Linked DNA regions of Mus musculus: region 1 is linked to region 2. A link is a loop called in an ENCODE intact Hi-C map of the cell type or tissue named here. Cell type or tissue: left cerebral cortex. All regions are shown on one strand.

Region 1 (8,000 bases), 83 kb after region 2:
GCTGGCCTAGAGTCCCCTGTGAGGGGCTGGAGTCATCTCCGTGGTGGAGCACCTGCCCAGCACTGTGAAAAGACCCAGGTTTGGTCCCTAGCACTGTCACGAAGGGCTTGGCCCGTTGCAGTGACACATTCTGGAAAACATCTGTGTTTGAAGTAGGACAGAAGGGAAGATGAAAAAGAGGCAGTAAGGTATGGATTCTGTTAAAATGCAGATTAAAGCAGTGGTGTACCCCTGCAACCCCAGCAAGAGAGGCAGAGGCAGAGGAGGCAGAGAGGCAGAGGCAGGTGAATCTCTCAGGTCAAGGACAGCCTGGTCCTCAAAGCAAGTTCCAGGACAGCCAGGGCTACAAAGGGCCTTGGGATGTTGCCATCAAACCAGATTCCCACACCACATCTAGAAGAACGCATGCCCACCAAGGAAGTGTGTTACTTCACATGCAAGCTGGAGCATCTGAGGGCTTTCAGCACAGGGTGCTGATGGGAGATCCAGCCCTCAGCTCTGAGCCAGGTAGTGGGGGCTGTTATATAATTCCTGTAGTTGAAGTGTTTAATAGTTATGTGTCTGCTCGTTGCTCAGATGTAACTGCATCATGCTCTCATCTGAGTGTCTTGCTCTAGTGGCTCTGTCTGGAATTGATGTCAGGGATAATCATTAGGCCAGGAGGAACATCTTATAGCCTTGGGCTGTCAGGGGCAACTCTTCTCTCTTCTGCCTTGAAACACTGTAACATAAAGAAGGCAGACATTAATTTGGGTCAAAGAGTGTATTGTGGGCTGCTTGAACTCTATAGGACAACTTGTGGGCCTAAGGTCCAGTGCACTGTTGCTCAGCATATCCAACATGGTTGAAGCTGGGTTACTCCATCCACATTCCAGCCCATCTGAAGGAAGAGCCAAACATCAAACAGCTTCCTTCCTTCCTTCCTTCCTTCCTTCCTTCCTTCCTTCCTTCCTTCCTTCCTTCCTTCCTTCCTTCCTTCTCTCCCTCCTTCTTCCTCCTCTTTTTCCCCCTCCTCCTCTTGCTCCTCCTCCTCCCCGTCCTCCTCTTCCTTCCCCTCTCTCTCTTCCCCACACTTTTCCCGTGAGACACAGGCTGACCCACAGTTCCTGTGTGACTTTGACTGCCTTTGAACTCATGATAACCCCCTTGCCACAGCCTTCCTTGTGCTGTGCTGCCAGGTCTGCACACTACCACAGCCAGTGGACAATCCTCTATGTGGACAACCCTAAAGTTGCAGTGCTCCCTCTCGCTTACACCGTTGGTGAGAACTTGGTTGCCAGGCCACAAAGGAGCTGCTCAGGGAGGCTAGACACCCTTGTGCCTGTACAGCTGAAGAGAAGAGGGAGAGAATAGGTCATGTGTGCCAATGACTAGCCAAGGGAAACGAGAGGCCCATCAGCTAATGGTAAAGTGGGCAAGAAAGGGGTCATATGTGAGGAACTTATCAGTCAAGTTCCAACCAGCAGGCTGGAGTTTGGTATTAACTGTGGTGCAGAGGGCTGGAGAGATGGCTCAGTGGTTAAGAGCACCAACTGCTCTTCCAGAGATCCTGAGTTCAAATCCCAGCAACTACATGGTGGCTCCCAACCATCTATAATGGGGATCTGATGCCCTCTTCTGGTGTGTCTGAAGACAGTGTGTACTCACATACATGAAATAAATAAATCTTAAAAAAAAGTTTCTGGTGCAGAGTGTTATTTTTCTCTTGCATTGCTTCCTTCAGGCTGCACCTAGCCAGGAAACAGTCTCAGCGCCGTAATGGAAGGGTGGATCCTGTAGCTTCCAGATGATATCTCAGAGCCTAGCCCCTGAGATCTAACTTTCCTGAGTGGTATGCACACTGCTGGGTGATTCTCTTCTGGAAAGAGTTATGGCCTCAAAGGGTTCTTGGCAGGTGACACTGGGTTCTTTTGTTACTAGGATCCTTCCTTGTTGACCTCGAGTCTATGGAGGAGTCCATGTCTCGGAGCCTGGGCAAGCCTGCCAAGTCCTCGTGAGTACTCCCTGGTCCCGCGACCTGTGACAGCTCCTGCAGAGGTGACAGCAGCAGCCCCTGACCTGAGAGTCCCTTTCCTTGCCTTGTTCTCCCTTCCTCCCTTCCTTTGCCCTCTATCCTTCTCCTCCCCTCTCCTCTTTCTTTCCCTCTCCTCCACACACACACAGGAAGCAGTACCTGCGGCAGGTCATCTCGGAATATGAGGCGCTGGATCGGGAGCTCCCGTGTATCCGAAAATTCTCAGAACCACCCTCTGCCCAGCCCCTCTGCCTTTGCATGGAGACTTCGGTGAGTGGCCCAGCTCTCTGCACAGTTCAGGTGGTGATGGGATCAGCGGATCAGACCTGAGGTGGCCGGCGGTTTAATTCAGGTTAAGGACTGGGCATGGTAAATCTGTGTTCATTACTGCAGCACTCTAGCAGTTCAAGGTCAGCCTCAGTTACACGGTGAGTTTGAAACTAGCCTGGGCTACCTGAGCTCATGTCTCAAAGAGAACAACAAAAAAACAAAATCACACACACGCACACACACAGAGGAGACCATGATTGCTTGTGTCTGGCGTTAAGAGGCACCTACTGTATACTAGGTGCAAGCTTTAAGGCATCCCTTTAGAAGTCTATGTGACTTTACTCTTTCATGGGGGGCTGTTGTCCCCATTTCATCTCTCCTTTCCTTGGTGTCTTTAAGAAAGGGACCCCAGTGTACTGCCCCAGGTACGAGGCATCTCTTTCCAGCTCAGAAGCTAAAGCAGGCCTGGTTAGCACATGGGTGGGAGGAAGAGGCCTTCCAGACTGTCCTAACAGGTGGAGGCCAGAGGACAACTCATTTCTCTCCTTCCACCTATAGCAGGTTATAGGGATTGAACTCAAGTCATAAGGTTCACACAGTAAGCGTCTTTACCCACTAAACCAGGAAGCCAGCCCATCAACAGTGATTATATATACTTGGACAGCTGTTTTTCGCACTTTTCCACTATGGCACATCTCCTCAAACAACAACTTCTTCTTCTTCTTCTTCTTCTTCTTCTTCTTCTTCTTCTTCTTCTTCTTCTTCTTCTTCTTCTTCCTCTTCCTCTTCCTCTTCTTCCTCCTCCTCTTCCTCCTCCTCTTCCTCCTCCTCTTCCTCCTCCTCTTCTTCCTCTTCTTCCTCTTCTTCTTCCTTATTCCTCTTCTTCTTCCTCCTCCTCCTTCTTCTTCCTCCTCCTCCTTCTTCTTCTTCTTCCTCCTCCTCCTTCTTCCTCCTCCTCCTTCTTCTTCCTCCTCCTCCTCCTCTTCCTCCTCCTCCTTCTTCTTCTTTTGGTTTTTTGAGACAGGGTTTCTCTGTATAGCCCTGGCTGTCCTGGAACTCACTCTGTAGACCAGGCTGGCCTTGAACTCAGAAATCCGCCTGCCTCTGCCTCCCGAGTGCTGGGATTAAAGGCATGCGCCACCACACCCGGCTCAAACAATTTCTTCTGACCCTTCTGATAACTGCAGCCCCTTAACTTTGAAATCACCTGTTCAAATAGAATCCTCCAGAACTGTAAAGCACTGTCCATGGCTGGTCTCTGGGAGAGTTTCCCTGTAGGGCGGTTATTACAATTTAATTAGTCTAGTTTTTCAGAATGATCTCGAGTAGCAGATGCCTTCACACCCGAGAGACACCTGTGGTCACCCCTTTTGACAAGAGTGTCATAACCTAGCGGGTCTGTAGGTGGAGTCTTGGACCAGGCTCCAGCCTAGGAGATAAGGGCTGAAGTTGATGCATGCCCACGCAGGAAGACTTTACGCACGTGGAGGTGCTGCAGGCTTTGGAGGCCGAGCTGCCCGGGGCCATGGAAAGCGGGCGCGTGAACAGCATCCGCTACGAGAATATGAATGTCATCTGCGGTACTGCGGGCCGCAGGGACAGGTGAGACCATGCATGGGAGTGGTCTAGGGTGAGAGGCTGAGGAACGTAATTGGGAGAGATGCAGCCAGGGAGCGTAATGCTCCATAAACTGAGCTGGGAGGCGGAATTAGAGTGAGAGTGGGAGAGGGGCGGAGCCTAGCATCAGTGGGGGACGGAGGGGGGAGGACACAGGGGGGGTGGGGGGACGGACACAGAGGGCGTGGAACCTAGAGGAGGCTGGTGGTTGAAGTCAGAGTGTAGAGGCCAGTGAGGGATGGAGCTAAAAGCAACTGAAAGACTTGGAGCCTAGAGTGAGTTGAGAAGAGGCGAGGTGAGAGGATGAGGTCAAGGTGAAGGGGAACAGTGAGTTTTGAGGCCCAGAACCACTCAGAGGGACGGGTCCTAGGTTGAGCGGCACTTTTGGCAAAATCAGAATGAAGATAGCATTGGAGGGCTGGCCTGGGCTGGGTAGCATTTAGGGAGGAGTCAGAGTCAGGATGACATTGTGGGGGCAGGTCCTATGCTGAAGGGCTTTTCTAGCGGAGTCTGAGGAGACAGTAGCGAGGGCGGGACCTGGCGCATTCCCAGGTGAGGTGAACGATCCAGCTGAGAAGACCGCAGTGACGCCCGCAAGCGAAGGGGGCCAGGGTGAACCCAAAGACGTCTCTGGGCCTTCACTTCGCCCACAGGTGGCTCATCACCGTCACAGACTTCCAGACGCGGTCACGCCTGCTGCGCTCCGGGCTCACCCTCCGTGGAACCGCGTACCCACTGGTGCGCCACGACGATTTACTGCTGGGGGACTACCGTTTGCACCTGCGCCGCTCTCTGGTCCGAAGGCGCATGCTCGAAGCCCTCGGGGCGGAGCCTGCCGACGAAGATTGACGCACAGCGGGGGCGGGTTCCAGCTGCACCCCGCCCCCAGACCCGGCGAAACGAGAAGGCGTGGCCTCCCTAGGAAGGAGGCGGGGCCGGCTCGAGGGGGTGGATACTGTGAGTTTAATTATAAAGAATGACCTGATACAAAAGCCATTTCTCTCGGCAAAGTCGTGTTGGGCGTGGGGGGCGGGGCGAACCTCCACTCTCATCCACTCGGCCAGAAACGCCAACCTGGTCACAACCTATCCCTGCGACCTTGCAGGACGAGCTCAACTCCTTTCAAGTCCCCTCCCGCCCCCTTGGAAGACAGTTCTAGGGCTTTTATTTCAGGTTTTTCCCCCTTTTGGATTTGTGTGTTCTAGGGTTTTTTTTTTTAATTTTTATTTTGCTTTGTATATTTTTCTTTTGCTATTGTTTCTCTTTTTGCTTGGTCTCTCCTCTCCACCCCGCTCCCCCATCCAATCCCTCCCCCTTCCCTCTCCCCGCTCCTTCACCCCCACCCCCACCCCTTACGCCCTCCCCAACCCCGCGGCACCCATCCGGAATTAACAAGCCCTTGATAGACAGGCGCCGCGCAGGCCCCCTGCGGACGGGGGGCATCCGACCAGGGGGAGGGGGCGGGTAGGGGCCCAGCGCCACCACCTCTCCAGCCCTCGCCACCCCTCCCCCTCCCGTGACCCTCCCACAAGGTTCCCTGCATTTCCCTGACGTGGTGAGGGGAGGGGGCTGGCCCTCCCCTCGTGGATGGAGCGCCCCAGGGGCGCCTGGGGACAGCTATAGGGAATGGGGTGGGGGGAAGGAGGGGAGCTCCCTTCTTTGGCAGCTGAACATAGGGGGGAACCTGAGGGCGATGCCTTCTCCCCTTTTATCCACAGCAGGGGAGGGGGCTACCTAGGGGAGGAGAGGTGGCTTTAATTCCCAAGCCCCAGAAGCAGGGAGGGGGAACGTGCGGGGAGGGAGGAGCCATGCTGTAAGGATGGGGGCGTAATCTGGGAGAGAAGAAAGGGTTGGGGAGGAGAGGGGAATCTTCGTGCAAAATGGACAGACAGATGAATGGTCTAAGAATGACAGGACTGGGTGACAGCCTAGTGAGCTGGGAGCCAGCGTGCATGCGCAGGGTCTCCTCTCCCTAGGAAAAGCAGGGGGAGGTGAGCGAAGACCTAGGGTGGGTGCAGAAAATGAGAAGAGAGGACTGGCTAAGAGTATGCAGAGAGGCGAATACGCAAACCAAAAAGAGGCCAGGCTCTGCAGGGCAACTGGGGAAAGTCATCTAGAAAGATCAGAACAGCGCAGCAAGCACATCCCATACCTGAGCACCATTAAAGAAGGAAGAAGAAGAAGAAGAAGAAGAAGAAAGAAGAAGAAGAAGAAGAAGAAGAAGAAGAAGAAGAAGAAGAAGAAGAAGAAGAAGAAGGAAGAAGAAGAAGAAGAAGAAGAAGAAGAAGAAGAAGAAGAAGAAGAAAGAAGAAGAAGAAGAAGAAGAAGAAGAAGAAGAAGAAGAAGAAGAAGAAGAAGAAGAAGAAGAAGAAGAAGAAGAAAGAAGAAGAAGAAGAAGAAGAAAAAGAAGAAGGAGGCTGGGGGCAGGGGTGGAGAATGGGCCGGGGAGGGCAAGTGCACAAGAGGAAGTGTGCAAGGGTACACAAGAAAGCAAGGAAACCGGTGAACAGAAGTAGCCTGGCGTGGTGACGCACGCCTTTAATCCCAGCATATGGGAGGCAGAGGCAATCTCTGAGTTCCAGGACAGCCAGGGTTCCACAGAGAAACCCTTTCTCAGGAAACAAAACAAAACAGCAGTGAACAGGAATGTGAAGGAGAAGGATGAGGAGCCGGGGGAGAAGGGGTTAAACATTTGGAAAGAGTTCAGGGCCATGAGTGTGAGGGGTGTGCTAAGTGTCAGAGAAAATAGAGAAGGCCGGGCACAGGAGTGCCACCATGAGAGGGAGAGTAAGGGCTTAGGGGTGGCAAGACAGGAAAGTGGCCCTGGACGTGAGAGCGGAGGTGAGTGTGTTCAGAGCATGTACAGAGAGAGCAGAGAGCACGGGTGGCCAGGGGCTATGGGAGTATGCCTGGGTCTGGGAGCAGGAGAGGGAAGGAAAGTCCCATGTGTGTCTGCAGCATGGGACCAGGGTGGCTAGAGAAAGAAAGGGTGCAGTAACCCCTCTCCCCCAGAAGCAAGTATGCAGAGAGCAAGCTAGCGAAGGCGGTGGCGCTTGAGGAAAAAAAAAAAAAAAAAAAAAAAAAGAAAGAAAAGAAAAAAAAAAAAAGAATGCAGCGTGTTGGGGAGCGGAGAGGGCCTCAGCAGGCCAGAGGTGTGCAAGACAGCCAGGGGGCAAGCTTGTGCAAAAACTGCAGCCAGGAAGGGGAACAGGCGTGCAAGAGGCCGGGGGCTGGGCAGCTGAGTGTGCCACGGAGAGAGGGAAGACTGAGGGGCCTGGAGAGGTGAAAAGGGTTATTTGAGGGGCGCGAATGATGGAATCGGAGGGCACACCTTCCCAGGACCCCATCAGGTCAGGCTCTGGGCTGACCCTCTATGGCTCTGTCTGTCCCCCCACCCCCAGTCGGCCTTTCCCTCCTTCTTCAGTACCCCTTTGTCATTTTTGTCTAATCCCCCCCTCTACTCCACTTGCAGTCTTGTGTCAGCTGCCCACCTCTTGCGAGGTGCCATTGTCTGGCCCGCATCGGGTCCACCTGGGGACCTCAGTCAGGCCTGGGGAGATGGGGCCAGGCACAGTTTTAGCAGAGTCCCTGGCCCCCTGAGGGGAGAGGGGAGAGAATGATGGTCAGAGGGGTCAGAGGTCAAGAGGTCAGCAGGCTCAAGGGTCCTATGGACGGGCTGGTCCGTCCAGGCCAGCCATCACCTCTCCAGGAAAAATTTGAGAGCCCGGTCAATGTTCATACGGTGGCCCACCCTGGTCACGCCCAGGTCCACATAGTCCTCCTTGGTCAAGGCGGGCAGATGGGAGCCATCAATCTCGTGGTCCAGGAACTGGGCTCGATGCTCTGATAAGCCCAGCCACTCCAGCCAATCAGCGACGTCAAACTTGGTCCAGAACCCTAGAGGCTTGGCGCCGAACGGCTTGTCCGGGGGCAGCGAGAGCAGGCGGGTGGGTGATAGGGAGCGAGAGGCCCCAGACAAGGCTCCTCCAAGACCCCCAGATATCCCGGGGTGTGGTGGCACAAAGACGGGAGCGAAGGGGTCAGCCGAGCCTCCTGCCCCTCCGGTCGGAGAGCTACGGATGTCGAAGAGGCCCGGGTA
Region 2 (8,000 bases):
CCCATCTCAAAATAAAAAGTGACAGAGGGCTGGAGATGCCTAGAACCTCCCAGGGAGGGGCTGGGGTGTGGCTCACTGGTAGAGCTCCTGCCTAGAATTCCCTAGTGGTTGGGATTGGGGGTGACTGTGGCTCTGTGCACATGTTGGAAGCTCTAGATTCCCTCTCTAAATACTGCAAAAACAAACACCCAGCCGTGACAGCTCTGAGAAAGACATTCCTGGCTGTACCACCAGGTGCCAAAACCCAACCTCGGGGCAGCACTGAACACTGTGGTTCTCATTTCTGAAAAGAAAGCAGGCTGAGGCCAAAGCTCTATGGGAAAGTGCTTGGTGCACAAGCAGGAAGACCAGCGTTCCTCTGAGCTCCAGCACCAGTGGAAAAGCCAGGCACGGCGGTGCACATCTGTCACCCAGCACTGGCAAGGAAGACAGGAGGATCCATGAGGCTGACTGGCTAGCAAGCCTAGTGCTCTGTGCCCAGAGAGAGCCCACTTCAAAAGAAAAGGTGGAAAGTAATTGTGGAAGACACCTGGCATCTGTCTACCTCTGCTTCCCTATGCACATAAACAACACACACACACACACACACAGACAGAAGCAAAGGCCAGATAGGACCCTGAGGATGTTCTAAGGACATCAGTTTGAGGACTCCAGACAGGAAAGAGCCTGTGGGATTCTGAGTAGCTTTTGTCTCTATATGTTTATCTAGGTGTATTTTCTAAATTAATCTGTATTCATTCTATAATAAATAATTAAAAGATGCATTTACATAAGCCCAGAAAGGTATGAAAACAAATGTAAACAGGAGTTATTTATATCTGGGTGGTGGGATGTGTTGATTTTTTTAAAAATATGGATAATTAAAACCATTAGTTTTTTTTTTTCTTTTGTTGTGTGTTGGTTGGATATGAAGCATGGTCTCTCTGTGCCTAGGCTGGCCTGGAAGTCACTCTGTAGCCCAGGGTGGCCCTCACAGTTATCCTCCTGGGATTATAGGTGCACGCTGCCATTCTGAGCCAGCACTACATTTCCTGCTCTTCGGGCAGCTCCTGCCCGTGGGAAGGCAGGCTCTGGATGGAGGCCAGGCTCACTGGTCTCTCCACTCTGGACCTCAGCTTTTAGGGAGGTGAGAGCCTTCACAGTGGCGTGCAGACTCCCTACGCAGTGACAAATCCGTGCTCTTATTTTACTGCTATTTTTTCATCCTTTGATGATCTCCATTTTGTGGCAGAGGGTCTGCCCCTAGGGAGGGGCATGGCATACAGCCCAGCTGAGGCTGCAGCTGGAGAGATGAGGGGCAGACTTCAAATGAACTGGCAGAAATGGTGAGGTGGGCCTGGAGAAGTCATGGATATTGCCAGGTGCAGTGGTGGCACTGGGTCTCAAGATTCTCTAGTTTGCCTATCCTTGCTTCCCACACACCCAGAAAGAGCCTGTCCCTCCCCGCAATGTCCCAGGCTTTGATTCTTCTCAGAGTCTGGCTCTCCAGAGAGCTATATGGGGCCACGGAGCCCTCTGCTGGGGACTGGGGTCTAAGACCTTCTGTGAGGGTGCCCTCCTCTCTCCTACGTGTATTAAACGGGTACAAGGTAGTCTACACGAGGACTTGGAATTGACTCGATGCCTTTTAAACAGTGGCCTTCAGCCAGTGCTGTGATTCACAACTGTAATCCCTATACACAGGAGACTAGAGCAAGAGCATCACTGCAAGTTGGGGGGCAACCTGGGCTACAGAGCACGCTTAAGGGCAGCCTGAGCTGCCTATGGAAAGAGTTCCAAACCAGTCAGGGATACAAAGTGAGTCGCTGATCCTATCTCAGACAGATAGATAAATGCATAGATGCATAGATAGAAAAGCAAAACAAAACCCAAGAACCAACCAACCAACAACAAAATCCTCATGGGGGTGAGCACCATGTCTGCTCACAGACACTGGGTCTGCAGACAGCTGATGGCTGGCTGGGGCGCTGCTGAGCAATCTGCAGCACTCAGGACAGCCCCACCTCAGCCTCCCCGCTGTAGAAAGACCTGTTCCAAATGTCACAGCGCAGAGGTGGGAGGCGGCTCCCAACAGCTCACTCTGCCACCAGCACAGCCCCTAGCCCCACCGCACGGGGAAGGTTGTACACCAGCCAAAAGGCAGCTAAAGTCACCTGCAGCCTCCACTCACCACTCTGCCAGTACCAACCCTAAACCCTGAGCCCCTTGGCCCCCATCATTCACCCAGCCAGTTCTCCAGGACCGGAAGGAAACCAGCCCCCACTAGAAGAAGACATTGAGGTTTTCTGGAGATGCCAGGTCAGGCCAACACAAGCGATGGTGAAGTGGAAGGGCCTCTCCTGGCTACCTCAAGGCACCCTGTACTGTGGTGTGGGGGTGTGACAGGCACCCCAGGAAAACGTACACAGCCTACATGGAAATATATCGCAAAGGTGGGCGGGGCGAGGACGTGAATCCGTGCGCAGACACCAGGAACTCCAGGATGAGAGGGATGAGGAGGGAGGCAGAGGCTTGCACCCTTTGTGCCTTGACCCACGGGCCAATCAGCGGCGGAGGCGGGCTCACCTGGATGCTGTTCTCTTGCAGGTTCAGGTAGCGGGTGTTGACAGGGATGCTGGCTGGCACCTCGGCCAGCTCCCTCCGCGTGCAGATCACCCGGCTGGCCTGGTTGCTGCAGGAGCAGGCGGCTGGGCAGGAGGTGGCTGGCGGGGAGCCTCCTCCAGCGGCTGAGGTCACGGCCACACCGCCCCCACCAGCCCTCAGGGGTGGGGAGAAGAGCCACAGGAGCAAGAGAGCCCCGTGGGGCCAGGACATCCTACCAGGCGGCAGCAAGGGGCACGGGGAGCCGCGGATGTGGGCCTGCGCCATCCTCAATGTTCATACTCCGAGGGCACGCTGGGGGGCTGTGGGAGAAGAGAGGGTGTTGGTCAGTAAGCAACAGGGACTCAGGCTGCCTGAGCTTCATCAGGCTCAGTTCCACCAGAAGTCCCTACCCCTGCTCAGAACCAAAGTTACAGGGACTTGGCCTTCCTGTGCCAGACCTCATCCTCCTCTGGGCCATTCTGCAGAAAGGATAAATGAGGCAAGAGAGAGGACATTTGTGCCCAAGGTCACTTGGTTAGTAAATGGCAACGTCAGCTAGATTCAAACTTAGGTCCTGCCAGGCCTGGGGTCGCAGGACTGCCCTTGTAGTTGCTCAAGATGTCGAGGCAGGAGCATTGAAAGTTGCAGACTGGCCTGGGCTAGAGAGAGTACATCCAGAGCCAACCTGGGCAATGCAGTGAGACCTCGTTCAAAACTAAAAAGTCAACATGTGGCTGGGCGGTGGGGCACATTCCCAGGATGCTCAAGGCCTTTGTTTCCACCCCTAGAACTGTTTGTTAAAAAAATTTTTTTTAAGTTGTGTCATTGCATTGAGTTCAGTTAGACAGGTAAGTATGTAGAGATAGAGGGACAGACAGACAGACAATGAGGCAAAGGCTCTGCCGGGGTGAAAAGCAACACTGATCAACTCCTATCACACACCAAGCGGGTTGCAGGTCCCCTGGGAGGCAGCGTCCCATCCCTCCATCCCTCCCTGCAGGTCTCTGTCCAGGTGTACGGGCACCAGAACCAGACATGAAGGCCCATCTCTGTATGCCCTCCTGCCCACCCTGGGGTCATCCCTCACTCCACTCAGGCCCTGTCCTGTCCTAGACTTGGAGGAGAGGTAATCGAGAGGGGACAGGAGGTAGCTGGGTTTCTGGCAGGAGGTGGGAGGCTGTTGGGGTGCCCCCACCCTGTGGTGGCCCTGTTGGAGACTATAGCAGTGCCCATGGGCCTCAAGATTGCAGGTGCTCCAAGGGAACACAGCCTGTGGCGGGACCTGTGCCAGCGGCTGTCGCAGGACAGGGCTGAGGAGCTGATGGAGTGGGGATGGAGCAGTAGGGACCCCCATGTCTGTGTCTGGGATGCAGGAATTCAGGGTCATTGTACACCCCCCCCCATCCTATCCCCTGTTTTCCTGAGTCCCGGGGGGAGGGACTCAGGCTAACCAAATGGCGCGCAGATAGGGCAGTGACTGCAGCCAGCACAGCAGGCGCCCTTCCTATGCATCAGCCGCTCCTGCCTGTGGAGGGCGGAAGCTGCTGGATTTTGTGCCTTGTCAAGGCCCACTGGGTGGCAGAGGGGGTCTGGCCTCAGGACTTACCCTCTGGCTCCCAATGGTCCCTCCACATGGCACCCCTGAGTGCTCACACACATAGAATCCCCTGAAACGGGGGGGCAGTAGGGGGAGAGGGGTCCCCATAAACATGATCACCCACCCACTCACACAAACAGCAGAGACAGACACACCCTCACACACGGCCTCTCTAATCCATGGACACAGGGCTGCCTGCCCCCCATGCAGGTGCGCATGAGCGCGCAAGCACGCGAGCGCGCGAGCAAGCACACACACACACACACACACACACACACACACACACACACACACACACTCCTGTAGCCTCCAAGATTTTAACCCAGATAGAAATATGTGTGCCGCCGCCGTGTATTGGAGCAAGTGTGTGAAGGCAGGGCTGGAAATGGAGACAGAGATGGAGACAGAGATAAAAAGAAACAGAGATGGAGACAGAGAGACAGACCAAGAGAAAATGACAGAGATGGTGAGAGGCACGGAAACAGAGACAAAGATAGAAAAGGGGGGGAAAAGACAAAGACAAAAACCGGCACAGAGATAGACAGAGGCCAAGGGACAGAGACCGTGACAGAGAGGCAGAAACAGAGAAATAGACAAAAAGACGGAGATGGAGAGATGGACCCAGGAGCAGAGACTGACAGGATCAGAGAAGCGGAGGCACGAGAGACCGAGAGATAGACAGAAAGACAGAGAGGCAGAACCCCCCCACCCCCCCACCGCCTCAGGGCTGGCCACCACACGCTGCCTTCACTAGCTTGCCTCGGCAGGGGCCGGGGGCCTTTGTTCCCACACATGTGGCCAGGGAGCTTTCTCCTCAGTCCACTCGGCTCCACGATCCCCACTTCCTGATACTCTGGCAACGACCAGCCAAGGGTCTGTGCTCACCGAGCCCACCATCCCCCAGGCCAGCGCCCGGGTCTCCTCCCCCACCAAGGCTGCCAGTGCACACCCCGTCGAGGCTTCTGCAGTAGCAGCTCCCCTCCCTCCCCTCCCGCCTCTCCTGCCACCACCATCTCCTTGTCCTTGTCTCCCCGCTCCCAGAGCACACACTCTGAGGGACACTCACCCTGGCGGCTTGGCTTCCGATGGCCTTCTCTCTGTGCCCCAGGCCCCCCCCTCCACATGCCTGCAGTTGCCCGGGGCCCTGCCACCCCAGCTTCCTACTGCTTCCCGTTGAGCTTGTGCTGAGGGGGGGGGCGCAGGGGCTTCTTGGGTCTCCCTGCACCCCCCCCCGTCTGTCGCCCTCCCCACCCTCTAGGGGAGCCTGGCCTTTTTCTCTTGGCCACCACACGAGCAAGCCCTTGCCTCCTGTGGTCCTGTGTCCCCCACTTTACTCCCCCCAACACCAGCTTCCTTTCTCTTCACTCACAGACACAGCCTCTGCCCCTCTCCCCAGCTCCCCGACTCTGTCTTGTCTCCCCGAGGACCCCCAGACCTCTTGTCGGTCTGTCCTCCTCCTCCACTGTCCCTGTCAGTCTGTCATTGCTGGGAGCCTGGCTCAGTCAGGTTCCCACTGTCCGTCTGTCTGTCCTGGGGCCTGCCTCCTTGTCTCTCTCCCAGCTCTGCCTTGCTCCCTTTCTCTGCGATTACAATTTCTAGTCACACGGCAGTGCAGAGCCCAGCTCGCTCCCTCCCCGCCCCCTCCCTCCTTCTTTCTCTCCTTCCAGCGGGGAGGGCGCTCCCTTCCTCCTTCCCTCCACCCTCACTCAACTCCCCCCTCCCAGCTAGCTCGGCCAGGGGGTGGCCTCCCCCTCCCCCGCTAATCAAAGGCTCCGTTATCTAATTAACCCGTTGGTTCTGGGCAGTCAGGGAAGGTCGGGGGAAGCGGGGGAGGAAGGTTGTCGGCTGTGCTGCCAGGGGAGAGGGGTTTGGACTGTGCCAAGCTAGAGCCTCATGGCAGGCACACACACACACACACACACACACACACACACACACACACACACACACACACAGCAGCCTCGGCTGCAGAACCAGGCTGGGCAGCATGGACTCCATGCCGCTGGACCAAGACATCCCTCCTACATCCTCAGGGTCCACCCTGGCGCTCCTGCATCTGCTCTAGGTCCCCCCACTACCTCATGCAGCTGCTGATTCAACCCCATTCCAGTATTCCAGTCAACCTATGCCAGCCAACTTAGGCCCATGTCACCATCAACCTTTCAGCTGAGACCAGCACTCATTCTTGCCACAAAGAAAGCTACCCCTGATGCCAACCCCCCCCCAGCCACAGACTAATACCCACCTCCTGGTGCCCTCTGCAGAACAGGCTGTGAAGCTACACTTTGCTATTCACTTCATGTGTCCCTTCATCTATCCATGCTTCCTTCTATCTGTCCATACAGCCATTCATCTATCTATCCATATACCCATACAGTCATCTATATATCCACCTATCAACCCACTCCTCCATCCAACATCCATCCATCCATCTGTCCATCTATGTATCCACCCTCTACCCATCTATCCATCCTCTTATCTATATATCTATCCTTCCATTTACCTATTTCTTTCCTTGTCCATCCAACCCTTTATCCATGCATCCATCTCTTCTGCTACCCGTCCATCCATTCATCCATTCATAAATTCCCTTATCTACATACCTATTCATCCATCCCGTTAGCCATCTCTCCATTCTTTATCCATGCATCAGCCATCCATTTATTGATTTATCTTCACTCATTTATGTCTCTACCCATCCCTTTATGTATTCATCCATCCATCCATCCATCCATCCATCCATCCATCCTTCTACCTCTTTATATCTGCCCATCTATCACCCCTCCCTTTTCCACTTACTCTATCTAAAACCTATTTATGAAGCCCCCACTCTGTGCCAGGCACTGAAGCATATGCCAAGTGCTTACGAATGGGTACAAGGCTCAGCATACCATGACCCACAAATGCAAGTAGTGCTAGTTAGAGCTCTGGGAAGGGGCTGAGCTGGATTTCTGAATCTGCCTCTTTGCCATATGGCCTCAGTTTCTGAGTTCTGGTGTCCTTCACTGTGAGGAGGGTAGTACAGGCTGCCTGCCATAGTGGCTGGAGGTTGAAAGAGTAGTGTTCTGAACACAGGCTGTCCTGTCTCAGCTCATGCTCAGCTAGCTCCTGACCTAGCCATCACCTCACTCCTGCCTGGACTCTGCTCCACAGTGTGTCTGGTCCCTCAAGTGACCAGCCAGATCCCTCCCTTTGCTGCTCAGGGCCCTCCAGCAACTTCTGAATCACACAGATAAAGGTTAAAAACCTCACTCCTCAGTCAGCTTCTGCTCTGACCTCCCTCCTGGAGCTGAGCACCAGCCTGGGGCTGAGGGCGAGCGAGGCTTTGTGGTTGTTCTTCACTCTGCCTGTATCCCTCTGACACCGCTCTCACTGAATGATGCCTGGTTCTTTCTCCCTCAGGTTACCTAATCTCTCAGACCATAGCTACTGGAATTCACTTTCTCCAAGAGTGGGGTCTCATCGGCTTTGGTTTCTGTTTGGTGTTGAAACCTGTGACAGATCCTGGTAGGCTCAGGGAATGCCAGATGAGAGGAGGAATGGACACACTGTATGGATGCCTGGCTTCACACCTGCGCTGTTAGGATCCATCTCTGCCTCTTGTCACAGATGCACTGGCACCCAGTCCTGGCACACTCTAAGAGCTGCCCAAGTCTGGAACATCTCTTCACCTGAGGTCTCCACCCTAGGAGGTCACTGCCTTTCACTGGACACCTGTGTTTCAGGTCCTCCTCCGTCCCTCTTTGCCACAGTCCCATCTGGCTGGCTAGATCCCAGTGCATTGCTAGGTGCCCCTCTAACTAATCTGTCACTAGGGGAG

The links. Hi-C counts contacts between places; a loop is a spot of excess contacts. Peaks named below come from ENCODE experiments on the same cell type or tissue, not always from the same donor. Only the 100,000 strongest peaks of a DNase experiment are listed, where the experiment ranks them.
Region 1: a loop joins it to region 2, with 5 times the contacts of the local background. A loop is called at or near these places in 1 of 42 quality-filtered maps.

Annotation. Positions count from the first base shown.
Region 1 is chr7:44,356,936-44,364,935 of GRCm38, reverse strand. It overlaps Shank1 (SH3 and multiple ankyrin repeat domains 1), which reads right to left. Exons shown (of 25, transcript NM_001034115.1): 25 at 6,583-8,000. The coding sequence ends at 7,599. 1700008O03Rik (RIKEN cDNA 1700008O03 gene) reads left to right here. Exons shown (of 6, transcript NM_027049.1): 3 at 1,921-1,993; 4 at 2,164-2,284; 5 at 3,753-3,886; 6 at 4,555-4,893. The coding sequence ends at 4,750. Among named protein-coding and RNA genes, the nearest start is that of Gm39001, 14 kb to the left of the region's middle. In left cerebral cortex, CTCF peaks have their summits at 1,631 (motif pointing left), 3,684, 4,657, 7,066 and 1 weaker place; DNase peaks (open chromatin) are centred at 4,741, 5,800, 6,670, 7,544 and 3 more places; H3K4me3 peaks cover 1,550 bases; H3K27ac peaks cover 2,360 bases.
Region 2 is chr7:44,439,778-44,447,777 of GRCm38, reverse strand. It overlaps Lrrc4b (leucine rich repeat containing 4B), which reads right to left and starts at 5,291. Exons shown (of 3, transcript NM_198250.1): 1 at 5,247-5,291; 2 at 2,566-2,903. The coding sequence starts at 2,868. It overlaps Gm39003 (a long non-coding RNA gene), which reads left to right. Exons shown (of 2, transcript XR_882057.3): 2 at 1-885. In left cerebral cortex, CTCF peaks have their summits at 87, 1,527 (motif pointing left) and 4,112 (motif pointing right); DNase peaks (open chromatin) are centred at 4,406, 5,119, 5,836, 6,024 and 7 more places; H3K4me3 peaks cover 5,272 bases; H3K27ac peaks cover 5,790 bases.